Linked DNA regions of Homo sapiens: all the other regions are linked to region 1. The links are chromatin loops, found by intact Hi-C in ENCODE. Cell type or tissue: OCI-LY7. All regions are shown on one strand.

The links. Hi-C counts contacts between places; a loop is a spot of excess contacts. Peaks named below come from ENCODE experiments on the same cell type or tissue, not always from the same donor. Only the 100,000 strongest peaks of a DNase experiment are listed, where the experiment ranks them.
Region 2: a loop joins it to region 1, with 8 times the contacts of the local background. A loop is called at or near these places in 37 of 110 quality-filtered maps.
Region 3: a loop joins it to region 1, with 12 times the contacts of the local background. A loop is called at or near these places in 3 of 110 quality-filtered maps.
Region 4: a loop joins it to region 1, with 10 times the contacts of the local background. A loop is called at or near these places in 9 of 110 quality-filtered maps.
Region 5: a loop joins it to region 1, with 6 times the contacts of the local background. A loop is called at or near these places in 3 of 110 quality-filtered maps.

Annotation. Positions count from the first base shown.
Region 1 is chr6:6,492,809-6,497,808 of GRCh38, forward strand. The region is part of intron 3 of LY86-AS1 (LY86 antisense RNA 1); the gene reads right to left. Among named protein-coding and RNA genes, the nearest start is that of LY86, 93 kb to the right of the region's middle. In OCI-LY7, CTCF peaks have their summits at 2,100 and 2,306; DNase peaks (open chromatin) are centred at 1,533 and 2,113; H3K27ac peaks cover 663 bases.
Region 2 is chr6:6,054,928-6,059,927 of GRCh38, forward strand. No RefSeq gene overlaps it. Among named protein-coding and RNA genes, the nearest start is that of NRN1, 51 kb to the left of the region's middle. In OCI-LY7, CTCF peaks have their summits at 2,721 (motif pointing right) and 2,921; a DNase peak (open chromatin) is centred at 2,714.
Region 3 is chr6:6,102,728-6,107,727 of GRCh38, forward strand. No RefSeq gene overlaps it. Among named protein-coding and RNA genes, the nearest start is that of MIR5683, 64 kb to the right of the region's middle. In OCI-LY7, CTCF peaks have their summits at 3,108 (motif pointing right) and 3,311; a DNase peak (open chromatin) is centred at 3,114.
Region 4 is chr6:6,219,986-6,224,985 of GRCh38, forward strand. F13A1 (coagulation factor XIII A chain) reads right to left here. Exons shown (of 15, transcript NM_000129.4): 7 at 4,701-4,875; 8 at 2,048-2,186. Among named protein-coding and RNA genes, the nearest start is that of MIR7853, 53 kb to the left of the region's middle. In OCI-LY7, CTCF peaks have their summits at 953, 1,164, 2,344 and 2,548; DNase peaks (open chromatin) are centred at 946 and 2,376.
Region 5 is chr6:6,405,264-6,410,263 of GRCh38, forward strand. The region is part of intron 4 of LY86-AS1 (LY86 antisense RNA 1); the gene reads right to left. Among named protein-coding and RNA genes, the nearest start is that of F13A1, 87 kb to the left of the region's middle. In OCI-LY7, no CTCF peak of the experiment used is centred here; DNase peaks (open chromatin) are centred at 1,908, 2,278 and 4,296; H3K4me3 peaks cover 2,802 bases; H3K27ac peaks cover 3,770 bases.

The sequences.
Region 1 (5,000 bases):
AAGAAACGGTGGAGGAAGTCACTGTGGGCACAGAATCAGCCCCCCATGCCTTGCATGCAACAACTTAGACGGAAACAGACTCACTTCTCAAATTGATGAATTGGCAGCTGGACATCCAGCTGCTGGGCGTTCCCATCCTGGTTGAAAATTCTGTGTGACATTGGCCATGAGCGATAAACCATGGAAACCAGTGCTAATGAGATCTTGTTCATCCATTGGCTCAAAAACATTGCCTCAGTGAGCACAGCTATGCATGATTAATGGTGGTCAAGAATGAATGCAGAGTTATCACTTCAGACAAGGGAAAAGTTGCATGCATCCCCCAAATTTCTGGAAAAAAAAGAAATGAATTCAGAAAATACAAGCAAGGGCAGGATAGAAGGGGAAAATACTTATTCGAGGTTTGCCACTAGAGATTTCACTTTTATGATGCATTTCAGCAAAACAAACAAACAAAAACATTTAGATTGTTTTCATGAACTATATAAAAGTAAATCGATCCATAAAAGGAGAATAAATAAAGAATTTAAACCACTTTCTTGCCAAAGAACCTTTAAAAAGGAAATATGTTGTTTTTAACAATTCCAAAATAGTCAATAGAATGTTTAGAAATAGTTGATAAAACTACTTTGTTTAGAACTCAATTTTCAAATTGAATCTATTTCTTTAATTAAAAAAACAAATTTACAAAAAAAGATAAAGTGGTAATAAAGGCTGAGATTGGCTGTATATTCAGCAAATGAACCTCCTCAAATCATAACTGCTACATCCATTTCACGACGACTAATGATGGCCACAGCCATTTGTGTTTGTATCATCATCCAGACTGATGACTAAGACAGGCAAAATGAACAGATCATCCATGGCCATTCATTGGACAAGTGTGCAGCTCTGCCTCATAAATAAGATCTACTGTCATTTTTTTCCTAATTGTATAAGCAATACATGGCCACTTCCCAAAACTGAAAAAACAAGGAAAATCACAAAGCAAAGAAGATTCAAGCTGTCGATAATTTCGCCTATAGTCCAAACTACTTAGAGGCTGAAGCAGGAGGATAGCTTGAACCCAGGAGTTCAAGGCTACAGTGCGCTATGGTAGTGCCACTGTACTCCAGCCTGGGCAACCAGCAAGACCCTCTCTCTGAAATTATAATAATAATACTAACAACAGATTCACATTTCAAAGTACTCATTGTTAACATTGTAGAGAATGCATTTCCATATTTTTCCAGTTCTTAATAAAAGATATAAATATAAATAATGTACAGCTATAAGTAAATAATATAAAATGTAAATAAAGTAAATATAAAACCCTATAATATGATTTCATTTTCTTTTATTATAGTCTCTAATTACTGGTCAAGTATATCTTTTCAATTTTTTCTCTGTTTTTGTTTTTTGTTTATTTTTGTTTGGTTGGTTTTTTTTTTTTTTTTTTTTTTTGAGACAAGATCTCACTCTGTCACCCAGAATGGAGTGCAGTGGTGTGATCTCGGCTCACCACAACTTCCGCCTGCCAGGTTCAAGCAAGTCTCCTGCCTCATCCTCCTGAGTAGTTGGGGTTACAGGCGCATGCCACTCCCGCCCAGCTATTTTTTGTATTTTTAGTAGAGACAGGGTGGTTTCAGTATGTTGGCCAGGCTGGTCTCAAACTCCTGATGTCAAATGATCCACCTGCCTCGGCCTCCCAAAGTACTGGGATTACAGGCATGAGCCACTGCGTCCGGCCCCATTTTTCTGTTTTAAAATCAGTGAAATTCCTTTTCTAATGTTTAAAGTAATTTAGTCTGCTGACCCTAACTGAAGATAAAAACTGAAAAATTAAACAACCAAACCCCACACCAACCTTCTATAAATTTTCCTTGTTATTTGAGGCCCCAGGATCTTTGCTTGTGCCCTTCCCTCCACATGAAATGCTCCCTCCTTCTGCTCATCTGCCTACAAACTCCTGGCTTTTGGTAGAGGGCACTTAACTACTTAGTTCCACGTGTTTTCCTTAAAGAGGAAGGACTTAGACGTCATTCCCAGGAGGGAATACCTCTTTCTCCCCTAACTCAGTGCTCCTGAGGTACAAGGCAAGAATATACAGCATTAGGGCGCCCCCTTGCTCCGGTGGACAGCCATGCTAGAGCTCATGGTTTCATGGGACCTCCTTCTTCTGGGCTGTTTTGCACTTGCCATGGGGAGGCCGGCTGTAGTCACACCTCTGGCTAGGTGAATATTCACTCTGCAGACTCAGTTACTCTCTTGCAGTAAACCGCAGGTCTTCACATGGACAGGAGGACTGCAAAGGCCAGAAGTTCCAAGTTTCATTCTTCAAACTTGCTTAAGTCGTTTAAAGTCTTAAGTGGGTATTTCAACACCTATCTAACTTCTACATGTAATTCTCAGGGTTCAGAACTGGGGCAGAACCCAAAAGTCTTCCTTGGACCACATCTGTCATAACAGAATTAACCTTTTATACATACATTTTATAGCACCGAATCATATTTGTTCACATGGCATATCCCATTTGAGTCTAAGGCCTCCTTAAGGCAGAATATTGAGACTTACTTGTCTCTTCATTTCCATAAATCATTCTATTCCTATTATGCTATTTCCTAGCATAATATCTGGCATATAGGAACACTTAGTAAAAAATCTGTTAAATGAGAAGATCGCAAATTGTTGGCAGTGTCACATATTTGTAAACAATCAGACAAATTTTTATCCAAAAAGTTTCCCTACAAATAATAGATTCTTATAATGATAAGATGTCCCTAGAACAGTGATTCTCACATGTTTCAGAATCATCTGGAGCAGAGAACACCTGCTGGGCCACCCCTGAGTTTCTGGTTAGTCGTTTTAGGCCCTAGACTTTACATTTCTAACAAGCTCTCAGGTGATATTGATGCACCGGTCTGGGAACCACACTTTGAAAACTACTATCCTAGAACAATCATTCTCAAACGATTATCAGAATCACTTCTGTTACAGTTGCCCCAGTACATTTCTAAAAAATAAAAAAAAATTTAAAAAGAATTACCTCTGTTTTGCTAAATTTCCACATATTGCTATGATATTCCGACCTGGAAAGGTGGATGCAGAAATCAAATATTTCATACATGACTCTGTGATAGCAAATCCATCCAAAGACAGATAATTGGAAATCACTGGACTTGGGCCGCACTCACAAGCTAACTTTGGAATGACATGTAAAAAAGAATTTCCTGGCCATATCTTCTGTGACTCATTCTGTAACTGTGAATTATTGAGTAACTAACAATTTTCTGGGGAAATCTACTCCAAGATACCGTATGGTGTCTTGGTTTGGGCTAAACTTCACTATTTAATTCCTGATTTTATCATGCCCTATAGGACTGTTCTTCTGATCTGATCAGGATACAGCAAGTCTCAGGACAGCAATCTCTTCACCAACAACTATTAATTAGACACCCACTAAGGGAAAACCACCATGGAAGCTCCAAAGTGGAGAGAAAGAAGCAAAATATTTAGCTGTCTGGAAATATCAGTTGGCTGTAAAGATAGAAAATAGATACATTTTTTAAAAAGATATTTCTAATAACAAACAATAGTTACCCAAAGATTGGTGAAGAAAAGAAAAACTAAAATAACTTTGAGGAAGAGAAGGATGGATTTCTCAAAGCTAGAGAAGTAAAGAAAAACCATTTGAAGAAGAAGAAGGAACTGTAGAGTTATATCGGAAGACAGAATTGAAGAGGCAAGATCCTACCTAGAATAAAGTTCCAAAGAGAGCTTGAGACCCAAGCCAATTATAGAAGGACAGGTCTAGTGATAGAAGTAGGACATCTTGACTTCCATAAAAACAACAAGGGCACCTCTGTCAATTAGCTACTGGCTCTCTTCTGCAGATGACATTGCTCTGGAATAGTATGAGTCTGATTCCTCAGTACCATCTGGCATTTTCTGACTAAGAGCAGCTCTTGTGCTGAAATGCAAAAATGGTAGTAGTTAAAATAGCACAGAGAAAATGGTGGCCTGTGTTTATCGACATGTCTTAGCGTATAGGAGTCAATAACTACTAGATGTTATAGAAAACACATTCATTTTGATGAGCCCTGAGGCCCTGGAATACCTTTCTCCAGTAGGTGATAAAATTGCTGATTGTTGTCTTTGGGAGAAGTTAAAGTGGAAATTAAATGGGCCCATGAAGAATAATAGCCCTTTTGATTTCTTTTTGGACGAGGCATGTGTGTTACTGCCTATGCCTTCACTTGATGTAGCAAACACTAATGATGATATCACGGTGTTCCTTAGTTATTGAAAACCATGTGAAACATTCTAAAATAATTCTGTAAAGTAATCTTCTATTTATCTCATCATGTAAATGTGGCACCACACCTGAAATCAGAAATAGAAAATATTGAAAATTTTGAAATCAAATGTAGCATGCCCTGAGATGAGACACGATTGTTACAGTATCCGCACTAGTGACATCAACGACTAGCTGTGGATGAATAGAATAGGATACTGAAGTGGTTAATCATTAATTATTGTCTTGGAGCCTTCATGCTTTTGTAAAATCATCTGCCCGCATCTGCAGCTTTGGCTGAGGGACATAATCAGACCACTGTGCTTTTATCAATACACTCATCTCTTCCAGGAAGCAGCTTTATGGGCATGGTGGACACGACTAAATCTTGGGAAATCAGATTCTCTCTCATAGGAAATTGGGTCTCTCACTGAAAGATTGTGTCCGTTACTAGTGGGAGTCAAGACAAAGTCATGCAGACTTGAGGCTGGTGGCCTCAAGCGATGAGCAGAGGAGCCAGTCTTTGGGGGAAGAAGGCTGAAGATATGCCTGACAGAAAAGCTGCCAGGTGACTTTCCAGTTCTTGTGGGACCCAGCAGGCCCCCAGCACTTTGTTTCTCATGGGCACATAAGAGGGAGCTGACCACGGCTGCGGCAGGGCCCGCGCCACATGCAGCAGTGTTTGTTCATGGTAGCGCCAGCTATGCAGCCCAGCGGGTCCATGGGT
Region 2 (5,000 bases), 440 kb before region 1:
GGAAGATATGAATCAAGGAACCTCATCACCCAAGCCTCAACACCCTATGGATAGAGTGGTCATCTGCTTTCTCCCAAGACAGCCCAGGTTTATGCCTCCTATCCTGTAATGGTTATTACTAACCCTGCCTCCTCCCTCATTTGCATGGACCTTAAATTATTAGATTTATAAAAGTGCCAACTGTGTAGGCTATGAAAAGTCATATGGTTTATCGTCTAAATCCCCACTCATTACTGGAGTCCATGTGGCCCTTCAGGAGCTGACCCGACCTACCATTCCAGTGTAATTTCCAGCATTTTCCAATGCACTCTGTGTTCCAACTCTGCTGAACTACTGGGTTCCCAGAATGTGACATGTTTGATTTCTCGTGGTTTGTATGTGGCGGTTCTCTCTGCTGTTGGGAATTCATTTTCCCCACAATGTGCTCAATCTACTCTTCTCCCAGACTCTTCTAATACTAGCTCTTAGTGAAATCTCACCTGGAAGCCTCCATTCTTTGGTGCTTTGTAGAACTTTAACTCACTGCTGACTGTTTGTGGATTCTACCATCAGGCCCACTATGTGTTATGCCCAGTGCAAGTCTGTGTGAGGGAGAAAGAGAGGGAAGAAAAAGAAAGGAAGGAAAGAAGGAAGAAAATAAACATGGAGAGAATCAATAAAATAGGCATTATTACTATAGAGTCCATAGCTGCTAAAAGGGAAACTGGAATTTGGGAGTAACTTTTGCATAAGACTGTGATATTTCTCTTTAATTATCTGTTCATATTTATTTTCCTCTTGTCTCTTCCTCATTGTTTATAATAAAGCTTCAAGGAAACCCTCAAATGTCTTGTGCACTTCTTGAGACAGGCTAGGTGTGGGAAAGCAATGAGACTGCATATTCTGCAGTGCTGCAGGGAGAAGAGTCTGGCCACAAAGAATCAATGAAGGTCCGTTTAAGACAGGAGCAGAAAATCCAATCCTAGAGCAATGGAGAAAATAAAAAGCATGGCAGGGGCTAGCCTGGGATCACAAAGTGTCCTGGGGGTGTCTGCACTGGCAGAAGGTCCTGTATCCTGTCATCTGGTTGAATTTCAAAGTTATAGCTACGTTCATTATAATACTATTTAGGCAAGGACAGAAATCAGTACAAAGGAGTTTTTATTCCATGAGGATCTCATTAGAAGATGGATGCTCATAAAGAGAAGGTCTTAAGATGTCAGAGTATTTGGCCAAATATGCTTCTTCACTTCTTCAGGCAGTTTCTAAAGTGTGGTCCATGGATCATCTGCACCAGATGATGCTAGCGGCTTGTTAAAATGCAGATTCTTGGGCTCTTTCCCAGACCCGCTGAACCAGAATTTCAGGAGCAGGTGTGGACTCCAGATTTTCCACAGCTCATAGGGGGCCCCCGTATTTACTACGCTGTGAGAACCGCTGCCCAGGGAGGGCTTGGTGGCCTTTCCTCACTGTATTCTACCTTGGACAGGAGTGAGCTCCGTGGGAGAGTCAACATTTTCACACAATGGTTGAGCTGTAGAGCGAAAATGTACCATATTACTACCTGAGCCTCCCCTGGGAAACCCGGACAGAGGGGGTGGGCCTCACCTCCAGCCATGTTTCTTCTGCCAGGAATGATTCACAAATTTCCATGCTAATTATAGGGATGGCTGAGAGGCTCTAGAAAATTCCTCTTCCATGCTTCTTTGCAGCAGAGGTTGGGATGAGATTGCGATCAACCTGACATCTTCTCTTTGAATTTCCTGCATCAAGGAGACAGGCATCTGATTTCCCAACTGGCTTACTTTGGCTGTGTCGGCACTTCTATAATAAGCTCTGTCCGGTTTCTGAAAATGTGTGGAAGGTTAACATAGTGGGTCTTTGTACTTAGTGGCCAGGAGATGAGATGCAGATCAACACAAGGGAAAGGCAAAGTCTCCTTAGTAAAATGAAACACTGACATTTTTAGTGCTACGCGGAGAGGACTCTTACAGTGCAATGGTAGCCATTTTCCAGGTGTCCAGCTGTCCCTCAGTGGCACATACCCATTACACTGAAGTGGGTGGAGTTTTAGAAACTATTAATATTTTTAAATTGCCTTTTCCTATCATTTAAAATCATCATTTTCTATACCACAGAATCCCTATTCCAAAATTTTGGGAATCCACATAGAGCTTTGTTTACCAGCTTATTTAGGAGCATATGTGTATTTCGTATGGAGTTTTTGTATTACTTAAGAACAAATTATTCAGGATGATAATTTCTGTATTATTTAAGTCATCGCTGTCATGCTGCTTTTAAAACAATACTTCTCAATTTGCCTAATGTCTTGAATTGCTCAACTTTTTGAGCATGGATACTATGCTTGAACTCCTGTCTGTCTGTTTTTTAAAATTACATCTGATTCGCTCAGATAGCACACAATGCAGAAAGTTTGTTTTCAGTTTGGGAACTGCGGAGTCTGGATTGCTTAGATGGCTCCAACAAATTCATCAGTCAAATGTCCCTTTACTGATAGAATATTTGTGGAGTCAGTTTGAATAATCCTGTTAAACATGGATGATTGGAAAACAACGTAAGAGCGTTTTGCTTGCTGCTAGTGCAAACCAAAGAAGAATCACCTGATGTGAAGAATCATCTAGCTTTAAGGCTTATATTCTGGTGTTGATAGCCTCTTGAAGGGCTGTTAAACTAACTCTTTCAAAGGCAAGGTTCATCAAGTTCACTTTGATCCAGTAGAGGGCACTGTATCTCTGTCCTTATGCATACATTTGTCTGTGTATTACATAGTATTATACATGCCCTATATTACAATATATTACTATAACGCCGTATAGCCCATTTGCCTATTTAAAACTCCTTTGGAAATTTACCTTTTATCTTCCTCAAAGGATGAGAGATTGTAATAATCCGAAACGATGAGAGATTATGTGTGATAGCGCACTTACATGTGAATCAAGTATCCATTGTTATATATTTATCCGTCTGTATCAACACACGTGTGGAATAAGCAAAGCAGGGGTTATTTTTTTGAAAAGCAACATTGAAAAAGCAACATTTTTGAAGACTCTGGCTTTTAAGGGGGTATTACTGCATTTTCCCCTCTCTAGGAAGAATATGAATTTCTTGAAAATGACTTTGATAGCTCAAATCCCAGAATCCAGAATTCTGATTTTAAGTTGTTTTCCGTTGTGCCTGCCCCAAGCACCCAGCTGGCGTCGCCCAGGAAGGTCAGCTCGCGGCGTGGGGCTGGAGTTTCAGCGTCCTGGGCTGCGGGCGCCTACCATGAGCCTGGGTGTGTAGTGCCCGGAAACCTGCTCCTGCGCGCGGAGGTCCTGCTTCAGCTCCCCACGAGGTCCGTGGATTTCAAACCGCCCTCTAGAAAGCCTCCTAGTGCGATGTTGCTGTGGGAAAACCCCTTCCCGCCCTGGCTCGGGCTCCTGGCCTCGGTGATTGCTTGCTGTTCCTCCTTCCCAATCCTTCATGTTCAAGTACGCCCGCAGACGAGCAAATCGGAGCAACCCGAGTATTAAACACAGCAAAGCAGTTAGAGTTGAGAAATCCGGCTTTAAACCTAACACAGAGCAATAAGGCTTTGCAATGCAGGGATAATTTGACTACAGTGACTACAGAAGAGGAACATCGTTTCTGTCCAATTAACCTGGAACAGGCATTACTCTCCCCATGATAAACATGATGACTTGTGGAGAATGGGATCTAATTATTGAAGTTTTTGGAAATTCAGCCCAACTGGAAAGTGAATGCGTCCTTCTCTGCCTCTATTAAAAGGGAGCTTGCTTTTTTAATTCTTCTAGAAGAGCTTATTAATTCCTGTTAGAGAATCTGCTGCTGCACTAAGGGCTTTAAACCATGACACTTTTTGAAAGGGTAACAAGATAAAAGGAACGTGTTGGATGTCATCGGTCTCGATATAGTTCTAAAGTTTTGGTAATCAGAGTGCAGTGTTGAAGGCCTGGAAGTAGGGGAGAAGATGGAGGCTGGCCTCCACAAGATTGCAGATAGTCCAGAAAGTCTGCAGAAGAATCATTTTCATGCCTCCTTTCATGTTACCTTTTTTTTAAAAAAAAGCAATTCCCCTTCATTTCTTCTTACTTTATCAGGAAGAAAGGCTCAATTAGCTACTAACACATCTTTAACTGCTAATCTCACTAAATTATTTTAATTATAGAGGCTCTGGGCAAATATGTATTAAATGAATGAATTGGTCACATAGAACTAAATAAATCACACATTTTCCCACCTCTGTGCCTTGCTGAGGCTGTTCTGCTGTCTTGGACATCCTTTCCCCTTGGTTGGGACAAGTTGAATCCTGTTTATCTTTCTGCACTGCACCTATAAGAGGTTTTATAAAAAGAAATGACAAACCCACATTGGCAAAGGTGTGGTGAAAATGGCACCTTGTCTGTCACTGGATGGAATGCACCTGGTTTTACCTTTCTGAAAAACAATCAATGTACCTCATGAATTACTCCTCAGTAAACTTATCATAATAAGGTAAGCAAAGATTTAGGGAGCAGTGTGTTTGTTTAAATGTTATTTTTTTGTGTTGGGTCTTGGCTAGGCTAGACAAGGAGATGAATGGAACTTAACCTAGGTAAGCAAGCCTTGTCTGGGAATCTATTGACATCTGATTAAATGGCAACTGAGACGCTTCTTGGAAGAGAAGTGGGGTTGGAATTAAAGAAAATTACTATGAAAAATTTCAAACACACACAAAAATAGAGTGATAGAATAAACCTTCATATTCTGGTCACCCAGATTTAACAAGTATCACAATTTTGCAATACTTGTTTCTATCCCTTCATTTTTTTTGCTGAAATATTTTAAAGCAAATCCCATTTCTCATGCCAGTTCATCTTTACATACTTCAGTATGCACCTTTTAAAAATATTAACTTTCTTATGTCTGCAATGCCATTATTTGCACCTAACAAAATTAACATTTTCTTTGTATCATTTATTATTTGTTTTTTAATAAAAGTTTAATTTTTATGGGGGTAG
Region 3 (5,000 bases), 390 kb before region 1:
TTAGCTTGTTGAGGTGCTGCTGGATTTGGTTTGCAAATATTTTGGTGAAGATTTATGCATAAATGTTCATCAACGATATTGGACCAAAGTTTTCTTTTTTTGTTGTGTTTCTGCCAAGTTTTGATATCAGGATGATGCTGGCCTCATAGAATAAGTTGGGGAGGAGTTCTTCCACCTCAATTTTTGTAATAGTTTCAGCAGGAATTGTACCAACTCTTCTTTGTACGTCTGGAAGAATTCAGCTGTGAATGCATCTGGTCCTCGACTTTTTTTTTTTTTTTTTTGATTGGGAGGATATTTATTACTGATTCAATTTCAGGGTTCATTACTGGTATGTTCAGGAAATCAATTCTGCCTCATTCAGTCTTGGAAGGGTGTATGTGCCCAGAAATTTATCCATCTCTTCCAGGTTTTCTAGTTTGTGTGCATAGAGCTGTTCATAGAAGTCTCTGATGGTTATTTGTATTTCTGTAGGGTCAGTGAGAACATCTCCTTAGTCATTTCTTCTTGCAGTTATTTGGATCTTCTCTCTTTTCTTCTTTGTTAATGTAGCTAGTGGCCTATCTATCTTATTAATGTTTTCAAAAAACAAACTGCTAAATTTGTTGATCTTTTCAGTGGTTTCTTCATGTCCCAATCTCCCTCAGTTCTGATTTTGGTTATTTCTTGTCTTCTGCAAGTTTTGGAGTTGGATTGCTCTTGCTTCTTTAATTTTTCTAGTTGTGATGTTAGGTTGTTAATTTGAAATCTTTCTAACTTTTTGATGTGGGCATTTAGTGCTACAAATTTTCCTCCTTACCACTGCTTTAGCTGTATCCCAGAGATTCTGGTATACTGTATCTTTGTTCTTATTAGTTGCAAAAAACTTTTTGATTCCTACCTTAATTTCATTATTTAACCAAAAGTCATTCAGAAGGAGGTTCTTTAATTTTCATGTAATTGCATGGTTTTGAGCAACTTTTTTTAGTCTTAATTTCTATTTCTATTGTGCTGTGGCCTGAGAGTGTGTTTTATATGATTTCAGTTATTTTGCGTTTGCTAAGGATTGTTTTATATCCGATTATGTGGTTGATTTTAGAGTATGTGCCATGCAGCAATAAGAAGAATGTATATATTCTTTTGTATTTGAGTGGAGAATTCTGTGGAGGCCTATCAGATCCATTTGGTTCAATGTTGAGTTCAGGTGCTGAACAACTTTGTTAATTTTCCACCTCAGTGGTCTATCTAGTACTGTCAATGGAATGTTGAAGTCTTCCACTATTATTGTGTGGGAGTCTAAGTCTTTTTGTAAGTATCTAAGAACTTGTTTTATGAATCTGGATGCTTCCGTGTTGGTTGTGTATATATTTAGGATAGTTAGCTCTTCTTGTTGCATTGAACCTTTTATCATTATGTAATGCCCTTTTTTGTCGTTTTTGATTTTTGTTGATTTAAAGTTTGTTTTGTCTGAAATTAGGCAGCAACCCCTGCTTTTGTTTCTGATTTCCATTTGCTTGGTACCTCCATTCCTTTATTTTGAACCTATCGGTGTCATTGTGTGTGAGATTTGTCTCTTAAAGACAGCATACCATTGGGTCTTGCTTATTTATACAGCTTGCTACTCTGTGCCTTTTATTTATTTATTTTTTGAGACGGAGTCTTGGTCTGTCACGCAGGCTGGAGTGTAGTGGTGCGATCTCGGCTCACTGCAACCTCTGCTTTCCAGGATTAAGTGATTTTCCTGACTCAGCCTCCCGAGTAGCTGCGATTACAGGCGTGTACAAACACATCCAGCTAATTTTTATATTTTTAGTATAGAAGGGGTTTCATCATGTTGGCCAGGCTGGTCTCAAACTCCTGATCTCAAGTGATCCACCCACCTCAGCCTCCCAAAGTGCTGGGATTACGGGCGTCAGCCACCGTGACTGGCCTACTCTGTGCCTTTTAAATGGGGCATTTAGCCCACTTACATTCAAGGTTAGTATTGATATGTGTGGATTTTTTCCTGTCATTGTGTTGTTAGCTGGTTACTATGCTGGCTTGTTTGTGTGGTTGCTTTACACTGACCTGTGTACTTAAGTGTGTTTTTGCATTGGCTTGTAAGTCTTTCTACATTTAGTGCCCCTTTTGAGATCTCTTGTATGGCAGGTGTTGTTGTAATTAACTCTCTCAGCATTTGCTTATCTGAAAAATTTCTTATTTCTACTTCTCTGAAGAAGTTCAGTTTGGCTAGATATGAAATTCTTGGTTGAAGATTTTTTTCTTTAAGATTGTTGAATATAGGCCCCCAATCTCTTCTGGCTTGTAGGGTTTCTGCTGAGAGGTCCAACATTAACCTGATGGGGTTTCCTTTGTTGGGAACTTGACCTTTCTCTCTAGCTGGCTTTAACATTCTTTCTTCCATTTCAGCTTTGGAAAATCTGAGTATTATGTATCTTGAGGGTGGCCTTCTTGTGTAGAATCTTGCAGGGGTTTCCTGAATTTGACTATTGGCCTCTCTACTGATGCTGGAGAAGTTTTCATGGATGATATCCTGAGATATGTTTTCCAAGTTGTTTACTTTCTCCCTGTCCCTTTCAGGGATGGCAATGATTCAAAGATTTGGCTTCTTCATATAATTGCATACTTCTTGGAAGTTTTGTTCATTCCTTTTAAATCTTCTTTGCTGTTTTTCTGACTATTTCAGAAAGCCAGTCTTCAATTTCTGAGAATTTTTCCTAAGTTTAATCTACTCTCCTGTTCATACTTGCAATTGCTTTGTAAAATCCTTGTAGTTTGTTTTTCAGCTCTATTAGATCAATTAGGTTATTTTGTATACTGGCCATTTTGTCTGTTAGCTCCCATATAATTTTATTGTGATTCTTGGTTTCCTTAGATTGGGTTTTCCCATTCTCCTAAATCTTGATAATCTTTGTCCCTGTCCATATTCTAAATTCTATTTCTTTCATTTCAGCCAACTCAGCCTGGTTAAGAAACCTTGTTGTAGAACTAGTGCAGTCATTTAGATACATAAGACAGTGTGGCCATTTGAGTTGCTAGAGTTATATTGATTCTTTCTCATCTCTGTTTGTAAGTGTTCCTTTAACTGTTGGGCTGCCTCTGATTGAAGTGGTCAGTAGGGGGCAGGGTGGTTGTGCTGGAGTCCCAGGTTGGAGAAGTGAGGACTGGGACTGTTGCTCTGGGGTGGGGAGTCTCCCCTAGCTCTGTGTTACTCCCAGTTGGGCAATTGTTCTGCCTTGCTTTACTCCTTTCTCCATGGGTTAAGTTGTTTTCTTGATGAAGCCCAAATGCAATGCATGTACCTGAGTGTTTAATTTAAAGGTGCTGTATTTACTTGCCCCTTCTATTTCTCTCTGTGAAAGTGGCACACACTAGGGGCTTCTAGTCAGCCATCTTGGCCACTGCCTCTTAATTTAGTTTCTGATCTTTATTGTTTCCTTCCTCTTCGTACTTTAGATGTAGTCTTTTTTACAGCTTAGTAAGGTTGAAGTTTAGATAATTTAAGACTATTTAAAATTTTTTTGTTTTAATTTTTGTGAGTACATACTAGGTGTATATAATTTTGTGGTACATGAGATGTTTTGTACAGGCAAGCAATGCATAATAATCACATCATGTAAAATGAGGTATCCATTTCCTCAGCATTTTTTGATACAAAAAGTCCATTCATACTCTTTTAGTTATTTTACAATGTAAGATTAAATTATTATAGACTATAGTCACCCTGTTGCGCTATTAAATACTAGGTCTTATTCATTCTTTCTATTTTTTTGGTATCCATTAACAATCCTCACTTTCTCCCCACTCTCCTACTATCCTTTCCACCTTCTGGTAACCATTATTCTACTCTCTATGTCCCTGAGTTCAGTTGTTTTGATTTTTGGGACCCAGAAATAAGAGAAAACATGCAATGTTTGTCTTTCTGTGCCTGGCTTATTTCACTTAACATAATGACCTCCAGTTTCTTCCATGTTGTTGCATTTGACAGAATCTTATCCTTTTTTATGGCTGACTAGGACTCCATTGCGTATAAGTACCGCATTTTCTTTAACCATTCATGTGTTGTGTACACTTAGATTGTTTCCAAACCTTATGTATTGTAAATAGTGCTGCAACAAATATAGAAGTGCAGATATATCTTTGATATACTGATTTCCTTTCTTTTGGATATATACCCAGCAGTAGGATTGCTGGATCAGTAGCTCAGTTTTTAGTTTTTTGGGGAAACTCCAAACCGTGCTCCATGAGGGTTGTACTAATTTATATTCCCACCAGTGTACAAGAGTTTTCTCTTCTCCACATTCTCACCAGCATTTGTTTTTTCCTATCTTTTGGATATAAGCTCTTTTAACTCAGGTGAGATGATATCTCATTGTAGTTTGGTTTGAATTTCCCTGATGATCAATGATAAGAGCACCTTTCCGTATGCCTGTTTGTCATTTGTCTGTCTCCTTTTGAGCAACGTCTATTCAAATTTTTAGTTCATCTTTTGATTGGATTATTCAATTTGTCCTATAGAGTCGTTTGAGCTCCTTATATATTCTGGTTATTATTCCATTGTCGTATGGGTAGTTTGCAAATATTTTCTCCCATTCTGTGAGTTGTCTCTTCACTTTGTTAATTGTATCTTTTGCTGTGCTGAAGCTTTTTAACTTGACGTAATCCCACTTGTCCATTTTTGCTTTGGTTGCTTTTTGCCTAGACCTATGTCCTGGAGAGCTTCCCCAAGGTTTTCTTGTAGTAGTTTCATTGTTTGAGGTCTCAGATTTAAGTCTTTAATCCATTTTGATTTGATTTTTGTATATGGCAAGATATAGGGGTCTAGTTTCATTCTTCTGCATATGGATATTCAGTTTTCCCAGCATCACTTATTGAAGAGTATTTTCCCCAGTGTATGTTCATGGCACCTTTGTAAAAAAGGCTTTGGATTTTTTTGTGGTTGAATCTTGGTAGGTTGCATATGTCCAGGAATTTATCCATTCTTCTAAATCTTTCAACTTATTTGCCTTATAGTTGCTCCT
Region 4 (5,000 bases), 270 kb before region 1:
TCCACTTTAGAGGAGAAAAGAGGCACAGAGAGGTTGTGCCTTGCCCAAAGTCACACAGCTTGGGCAGTAGCAGAGCCAAGTCTTGGCCTCAGATCCCACTGAGCCCTTTAATCCCTGTGCTTCATGGTCTGGGCACGTCCTGAGTTGTGCTGGTCTCAGCCCCGCAGTCAGTCAGAGCATCTGATCAGGCATCATGCGTTGAAAACCTACTACAAGCCAGGCAAAGGAAGGGAAGAGGAGTCTCGGGCAGTGGTCTGCAGTGGAGGGTGGGTGAGGGTCCCAGGCCAGGAAGAACAGTCTCAGGGTGATGGGATATTTGAGTAAGGCACCAAAGGAACAAATGGTGTCAGGAAAAGGGGAAGTAATTTGGAGCAGGGACCTGAATGAGGACAGGGTTACCAAGGGCAAGATCTACCTTCGCTATTTTGTATTAACTCTGTTTAGGGCCTGTGGGGTTATTTGTAGGAGTGCCTCATAGGGACTTATTTGATGATGGGAGGTACCTGAATCAAGGAGCTGGGAAAGATAACTTTGAACTGCACTTAGCTACAAAGGCTGTGTGTGTGTGTCTGTGTGTCTGTCTGTGTGTGTGTGTGTGTGTCTGTGTGTTTTTAAGGAAGAGATATGGAGAATGCCAAATAACTATCTTTTTGTCATTTTTAACAATTGCAATGAGTTTTTGGGGTGACTATTTTGGTCTGTTTTGTCATCCCATATACATGCAGGGCTGCTATATTATAATTCTGCAGGCTTAAAGTGTTCTTTAAATTTCTGTTCAATTTACAGAGACAAGGTTTTGTCTTACACGTGCCCTCCAGCTTACTATGGCTCAGCTCATTCCCTTCCAATGAACCGAACTATTTTTAATTCATGGTAGCACTTTGCTACTCATTCAGCAATTTCATTTCAACATTCTCCAATGAATGTGTGCCCCTACTGGTGAGTTAATACTGCTGCTACAACTGTGATCCATTCCTGTAACATGAAGTTCAGGCACTTCTAACTTTTAGTTTTGCTTAAAATGAACTTGTAACTTCCTACCATCCCCATTTGGATGCTTGTATAACAGAAAGTGTTTTAGCTTTATTATTTGTGCATGAGACTCATTTTTGGCTTAGAAGTTCTACCTAGCTCAATGCCTGACCACAGAGGAACTTATGCCCCAATTTCCTCCCACACAGACCTTGATAAAAATTCTTCCTACTTAAACTCTTAGGATTTTTTTCGTTTCTTCTTAGTGTATTGATTTGGACTTAGGGGGTCTCAAGGAAAAATGGAATTTCCCTGGGATCTTAAGTTCCCTCTAGCCAGCTTGTAACAAAGCTGTTCAGGGCAGTGAGAGAACCCCACAGCTGGTTTTGGGGAACAATTTCAGCTTTACTCCCATTTCTATATCTCAATGAAAGGTGACAATATAATCAAGGAGAATCTCATCTTTACATTCGAAAAGAAAACCTATACTGCTGAAGTCATTTAAAAGGTTGTGGTTAATGGTCAGAAGCATTTGGGTTTATTCCCAGCTCAACAGATGTATGACCGTGAGCAAGCCTTTTTGGGCCTCAGTTTCCTCATTTGTAAATGGCGATATTAATAACATCCACCTGATACAACTAAAAAGAACTGGATAAGATCATGCATACACCAAGACCGATGCATAGTAAATACTAAATAAATGTTAGCTCTATTAGTCCCAGGGCACTGACCCAGAGAACGCTTGGCTCCAATACTTCTGCTATTAACTGTAATATTAATATATCAAGGTAGAGAGGAACTAGTATAGGCATATGCAGCAGCTAAAACTATGACCTTTTTTTGGTGGTTGCTATTATAAGGAATGATTGATTTTTATCACTAGGAACCCAAACTGTCTCTTCAGTAACATTTCTAATCATTTGCTAGAACATTCTTTGACAATCAGAGTTTTCTGCCTGTGCTGTTGAATGGTCCTCAAAATAGAACAGAAACATCAGATTGAGTCTATCTTGTGGTAAATGTGTAACATTACTATAATGTGACATCAGCCAATGCCATTGTCAATCAAACTCACCACACTGAATCCTTGGTGAGTTTGGAATTCACGTTCCCATCTTCTTCCAGGAAGATGTCCATTTGCAAATTGGCATCATTATCATGGGCAGAGAAATAATTGGTAACAATTCTTGCTGGTATTCCAAGGCATCGTAAAACTACAGGAAAGGACAGACCACAGCTAAACACATCACCAGCATTTAATAAACACAGAGTGAAAAAACCCTTCTTGTAGGGGACTTTCTTCCTGACCCAACATGAAAAGCCCTTTGGACATGTTATTCTCAAATGTTCCATGCTGGAAAAGGGTGGTCATTCAACCCCATGGGGGCGGTAGAGAGAAATCTTGCTGTGTGATCCTTCAGAATTGCAGCTGGTGTCAGGTGAAGCCAACTAGAGTAGAATCCCAACAGGGTTCTAATTGTTTCGTTTCTAAGCGTTTGATCATCAACGTAGTATTATTTTAGTCCCATGAATGGGACTATGTTCCCGAAAATACAATTTTAAAAACCCACTAATAGGAAGTTAGGAATTTACAGAGTAGGTCCTTGGTGGAATTTGCTGTCTTGGCCAGAATTTGCTCCTGTGACATGCATTGGTGGGTGACACCACAGATTCATTTTAGTTCATTTTAATAGATAACAAATTATCTGAATACCTTTCTTGCCATATGTACCTACTGATTAAACTTAATCCAAATGCCCTCCCTGCCTCCCAGGACACCAGACATCAGGGCTCATTGAAAATAATTCAGCTGACAATTTTAAGATTAATGACTTGGCTTGCCTTTTTATTTTCTCCTTCAGAATAGTTTAGCATTTTTAACCAAAGACTACCCACCTCCTTCAACAGAACAACCTTGGAAGTCCAAACTGGAGTCTGGTAGAGATTCAAGGGTCCCCCTCCTTAAAGGACTTGATCTTAATGCCCCAAACAACAGTGGCAGCTGCCACGGGCCTCCCGTTCCCATTTTCCTTTCTTGATTTTCAGCCCTGTTCACCCAGGGTCTTATCAATAAAACGATTGCCACTCTCATTCTGTTTCTGGCTGAACACTAATTCACATTATCCCAGACACGACTTGGTCAAGACTCTGCCTTACTCATAATTTCAAGAAAGTGAGGCTTGACTTTAGGGCACCTGTTCCTCCTTCCCCCAATTTCCATCTTCAGGTTTACTCTCGTTGTGACTTCCCCACTGTGTGTTTCTGCCTTTTCTTGATTTACCGCCAAAGCCTGTTTTCAGGCATAGATTGGATAACCTTTTTATGCCAAAGACACGAACGGATGTAAGGTGTTCACTATTTTATCTTGTTGTGAGCCGGAAGGAATTACACTGGGATAGTGAAATTGTAGGCATGGGGAGAACTTGGGTCCTTTCTGTCTTCTAAAATCATTTCACAAGAGTGGTTGCCTCTGTTGGGCATCTTTTACCTTGTCTTGGTTTGGGAGCCTCGAGGGATGGGATGACCTCCAACCTTTAACCTACCATGAAGTTCCGGCTTCTATCTGGAACTTCAGAGACCAGTGCTTCTAGGGGACTATACTTTTGATTTTCATTGCTCCCAAGAAATATGTATTCCTTCTTCCCTGGGTTATATTTAAATGGCTAAGAAAATAATCTTATCCTGTTTGATACTATGGGAAAATAAAACAAAACAAAACTCATGACTTTTTTTTTTTAAATTTAGATCACCAAGTCTTAGACTGTTGAGACTTTGAGCTAAAACAAATAGGTTTTGTAATCATTTTTTTAAATGACCTCCCTCCAGCCTCCAACCCCTCCCTTTGTTTTTGATTTAAAAAATGTTAGCTAGGTAAAAATTCTTTATTAATGAGCAGGCAGAAAGGACACCCCAACTTGAGCTTAATGTTTCTCCAAGGCTGTAGAAATGACTTGTGAATGAAAATCATTACCAGTGATGAAGACATACTGAAATAAATGTATTTTTAAAAATATTCACTGAATTAATTGTAATATCGTCTGGGTCTAGAGAGGCAAATGCCTCTGAAAAATGATGCATGACACTGAAGAGAATAATTCTGTTCTCATATGCTTTCCTCTACAGATTGGATGTTGGGTGGATTAAAAACCAGAGGGGAAACTGGAGAGGGAAAGATTGTTCATTATGTTCTGATCTCTAATTGCTCAGGGGCATTGAGAAATGTGGAAAAATGAATATGAGACCACCTGCTATAATACCTTCCATAACTGGGATAAAAATTAAGTGTATATATTTATAAAATTCTCAATAATAAATAAATACGCATATTTATACAACTTCTCAATGATAAATAAGCAATATATATCTTTTGTTATTTATTATTTTAGTTTTAACTGTTTTAGTTTTTTTAAAATGTGGTGGCTGAAAAGAAAATGGCTTTTTTCTCTATATTTTTACTGTAACCCTCTATTTCTTCGGGTGTTAAGTGATGGATTACACAGGATATAGTCTATCATTCTTTCTATAAAGATTCTGCAGTCAAAGAGAAACTATGAGCATATTTGGCCCACTACAATTTAATTATGCATTGACTACATCCCAGAATGGCTCACCCATAAATTCTATAGTGTCAACAGGGGCTGCTATGTCTCTTTGTTAGGTTATAGAAAAAATGTCTTAGAGTGAAGTTTCCTTTATATTAAAAAGAAATTACTCAGTTGGATACTTACATGTGTTAAAGACACCAGCAAAAACCCAGCATTGGCCATACCGGACTGGATTCTCAGAGCTCCGGTATTCCAATAGAATGTCAACGCTTCCAGTCCAGGCCGATGGGGGGACGCCATAGGCATAGATATTGTCCCAGGATCCAACGAGGACACCTTCGTCATCTTTGGCATTCACCTAAATGAGTCCGTGAGAAGTGAGAAGGAAGAAAGTTCATTTAGGTTTGTCTACTCCAGGCTATGCATGGCGCAAGCTATGGCTGCCATTGCCTTCTATATGTTGTGCCCAGTGAAAAGAGTTCC
Region 5 (5,000 bases), 88 kb before region 1:
ATTTTTCACGTTCGGTGGACTTTGACTCTTGTTCCCCTTGTCCTGGGATTCTGCCAAAATCTCACTTCAGTTTTTCCACTGTTGTCTCTGGATCAGCAAATACTCTCACAGCAAAAGTTGTAAATGTTTTTTTGTTTTTTTTTTTAATTCCTATTTCATCTAACTGTTTTTACTTGTTCTCAACAATAGGGTTTCTTCAAATTGTCTTGCTCATCATTACTGAAAGCAGACAAACCCCACTGAAAAGTATACTTTATTTCTCAAATTTCAGTATTGATCTTATCAGCAAAATAGCAATAACAGTGATAATAATAATACCAACCTACTCTTCTTTGGTGAATGTTAAGAAAGATAAAGATTGAAATACCTATTTCTCTGCAGAAGACACATTCCTGTCATTTCTTTCACCATAGTGGAATTTAAGTCATGTTTTTCAGAAGCCAACTCTAAATTAAAATCACTATAAAGTCACCAACAAAAACCAAAGATAATATGGTCAAGATCTTCTTTTCTGTTTGCTTTAAGGATTTGTTCTATTTTAGAGTTCTCAAATAGTGGGGAATATTTTCTTAACAAAAGGGCTCAATCTTACTGCCATAAATACATGAATAGAGGAGAAAAGCCTCCAAGTGAGAACTGAAAGGTACAATCCCCACATTAAGGGGGGTGATTTTTTATTCTGTTTATAAATGGACTCAAATTTCATGACTTAATTTTACTTTTCTTAAAACTAAAAATAAATTCACTGGAACCTCAGAGTAGCAGAAATATCCTAAGTTAAAAATTCTAAAATTACTTCAAAGGCTTTGGGGTTCATGAAAAGAAGTTCCATTCTCAAAACTCTGAAAATGGTTCAGTTTATTCCCAAGGCCTGCTCAGGAATGAAGTGAGAGCTGAATCTGTTTTATTTTCAAGACTAAAAACATATCCAATTTTATTGAGTTTATTGCACAATTAGGCTGCAGATTTGAGGAGCCAAAATAAGAAAATTACAAATCATGTTTTGTACCTCACCCAAACTAGATGACATTTCTCCAAATTAATCAGCTACCCCATAAAGGATACTAACATGAGATCTGCAGAGACTTTCTTCATGCCAAAATATTATGGTGACTTTGTATCTAAACAACAGCCATTTCCAAGAAATGCTGAAGACAGCATGTTTCAAAGGCCAGGATCTTTCACCTGTATCCCAGCGCTTATTTTCCTATGTCCTGAATACACTTAGGTTGCTGGCTTTGGCTCCATTCTGATTTCTCATACACTGTTTTCTCTCTGTTCCTAAAACATTGTGTCATCATTTGTTGTGAACAGTTGGAGAAACATACAAAAGAGGCCTCCAGGCAAAGCTCTTTCCAAAGTGAGAGGAGCTGCTGAAAGATCTTGACTGGTCTACAATGTCAAAAAAGAAAAAAAAAATGACAAAGCCAAAGTTCCCCATCAACCTAAAGAGAGGATTACTTTAGAACTCATTGCATTGGCAGGACAAAGTACTTCATATGGTCTCTCAATTCTCTCTAACATCTTCCAAACCTCTTCACTGACTCTCATCCAGATACTTGCCATCACTCTCCTGCAGTGAATCCCAAGCTCTTGGCAGCATTGTAGGAATGACTCTGTTTGGCAAGCTTTCGTTGCAGTGGGCAAGTGCCACATATAAACTTCATGTGGAAATATGCACAAATACCTAACAGCGGGCATTCAAACACACTTGTTTGAAGATGCTAAGCTTCTTATAATACTTTCTTCTTTTGCATCATAAGAGAAAACATTCATCATGTGTCAGGGGGCAGGGGGTAAAAAGAGAGAGAAACACAAAATGAATCAGATATTCTCCATGTAAGCATTGATAGTCGCTTGGCCAACCTAGCAAAACATTAAAGCAAGAGCATCTGGTCTTGGTTATCCTCTGCTTTTCCCTTGAGAGTCTTCTTCCTTCAACAGGCATCTGTTTATCTCTGCCTCCCATCCTCCACTTTCTAAGTTCTCCAAACATGAAGCTGGTACTGTTTCCTGTGTTGCATTTCACTATTGGGAACCTGACGTTCCAGTTTTTCCCTCCTTCTCACCTAAACTGTCCTGCATTTCATTTCCTCAGAGCTTTGCTCTGTTCTGCTCTGCTCTCTCCAAACTGAATGATTCTTTCTGGCTCATGTGTAGATACAAGCTGTCTACACTTTGCAAAGTTCTCTCATGCATGAATTTCAGTTACCACAGTTACCACCAGTTCCCCCCAACAACATAGTTCCAATTTCCGTTACCACAGTACACTAACTCTGAGTAAATGCATGAAGTACAAACTTCACTGTTAGCTCTTCAATCCACAGATCACCACGCAATAACAGATGTACATCATGATCAGAGACCAACTACATCACTTCCTTCACATTCCCCCAGTGACTGGTCACTGTGCATCTGTTATCAGTTGATGCACAGACAGAAAAGCTGTGGTTGTGTTGCCTCCTTGGCTCCCAGTGGTAAACATACATGACGTTTTATAAAAATGAATACTCAAAAGAGGGAATTAGTTAATAAACATGACAGTCTAGTAAAAAACAAAAATGATAATGGTGAAAGTGAAATTCACATTGAAAGTAAATGGAGTTATAGGAAAAACAGCTGACTGTGGAGATGTGAACCTTGTGTCTATTGGAAAGACTCTAGATAGGCAGCCAGAGGAACTTAAGGAAGGTGAATTTATACACAAGAATTAGGAAGGCAGCAACAAGGAAAAGATTGAAAGTTAAGGTAAGATGTCTGAGAGAAAGACACATCAGCAAAAAAAAAAAAATCATATTGAAGGAATTGAAAGATGTTTCATGGCATTGAAAGTTCAAAGGATAAAATGTTGGAAGCTGATCCAAACTTAGAAAGGAGTGTGACATTCTGCCAAGGCATAGAAACTATGTTTGCTCCATAGAGTAAGGTTTATGACAAAAAGAAGGCAAGCACTCTTCAAACTACTCTTGGTAAGTTTTTTACAAAAAATAAAACTCCTGAATGCTCCATGTTTCTAATGACTTAAATTAGACTGCACTAAATAAATATTAGTTTTACTATATTTTTCGGTTTTCTGTATATTTATACCCATAGTAAGAGCGTTTTTCATATTATGGAAAAAAATTGAAAAACCACAAAGCAATCGTAATGATTATGAACATGGTTTTGCAGGGTAGCAGAGCTGTTTTTATTGTCCCACACACCATGCAGATCAGGGACTGACAGTCTATGCTCAACAACAGGATAACACCACGACCGCTCTTTGATAGAATAGATACATGTTAAAAGCTCTTCGTTAAAAGTATTACATAAGCAATAATTGTGCCTCTCCAACTCTAAGTGAAAACAGCCATCACACTATTTTAATTGAGTTAAGCAGGACTATATACAGTCATGTGCTACTCCATGGTATTGCAAGCAGTGACAGGCTACATACATGACAGTGGTCCCATAAGATTATAATACCATATTTTCATTGTACGTTTTCTATGTTTAGATATGTTTAGAGATACAAATACTTATAATTGTGTTACAATTGCCTACAGTATTCAGTACAGTAACCTCCTGTAAAAGTTTGTAGCTGAGGAGCAATAGGCTCTACCATATGCCCTAGGTGTGTAGTAGGCTATACCATCTAGGCGTGTGTGAAGGCACTCTGTGATGTTCGCACAATAATGAAATCACCTAATAATGGATTTCTCAGAACATATCCCTGTCATTGAGTGATGCAAGACTGTATATTCTAATTGATATCTATTCTAGCCCTCCAGCTTCATTTCTCTGCTACTCACTCTCCTTTTCTCTTCAGACTTGCTGGCGTTTTTTAAAAAATATATTAAATATTTTGGATAGACAAAACATATAAAGAGTATTAAAATTAACTGCCTACTACACTCCCCTGCTTAAAACAACAATTTTTACAATATGGCTGAAGCCCCTGTGTTCCCCTCTCAGATTGCACCCCCCACATCATTCCTCACCACCACCAACACCTCTGATCCCAGATTCTATGTTAATCATTCCCATTGTTTTGTTGCTCCTATTTGTTGGCATATCATGAGCACTCACACGCTTTTCCCGATCCTGGACCCTTTCATGCCTCCCCAGCACTGCTGCTGTTTCCTTTAGCACAAATCCCCTCCTCTGCTCCGCAGCCCTGCCCACCACGGTTCCCTGCTACTTTATTTCAGGTGAGAACTACATTTCGTCATCACCTTCTCGGAGAGAAGGGACCTGGGACCTCCCTCACTGGGTCAGCTCCTGTATTGCAAGTTCTCATAGCACCTGGCCCCTCCCCTTTGCACTGGGCATTTCAGATGTGGTTTTGCATTCATTTGTGTGATTCCTCCATAAGCGGATGTCTCCACACTGCTCCTGAGGGCAAGAACCAGGTCTGCATTCACTGGGCACTTCATCCTGGCACTGTGCCCTGTGCCTTGCATCTAGAAGTCACTTGATTCAGATTGAATCAACAGGGTCAAGACTTTCCTTGTTGTTATGCTCTTTGGGAAGCTCTCATAAAAATTTGAAGGTCAAAGCCCTCTGGCCACACATTGCAAAACCAACAAAATAAATAAAAAATATTTAAAATCCATGTGAAAACCAAATTCCAGCAATGACCAATGAAAAACATGCATACCGATCCCCAAAGGTCAGTGTGATGGAATTTGTCCTACAGTACTGAAGAAAACTGGGCACATGGAAGCAGCTTCCAAAGTGAATTTTCTTCTGCCGTGGCCTAATTTACAGATTGGGAAGTTTGTGTCTGTGAAAAGGTGGCACAGGCAGCACAGGCAGCACAGGCACCCCTGCCCAACTCATGGGTAGTGATGATTTCGGCAGAACTTAAAAGAAATAGAAGGGATGTTTGGAAGAGAAAAGAAAATGTAGCCCCAGACATTCATCAGAGGCTGGCTGGATTAGGAAATCTTTTAGGAGGGGGCAAAAAAGAAAAAGGCCATTTAAAGGTTTCTTGCTCAACAGTATACATTTTTACTGAG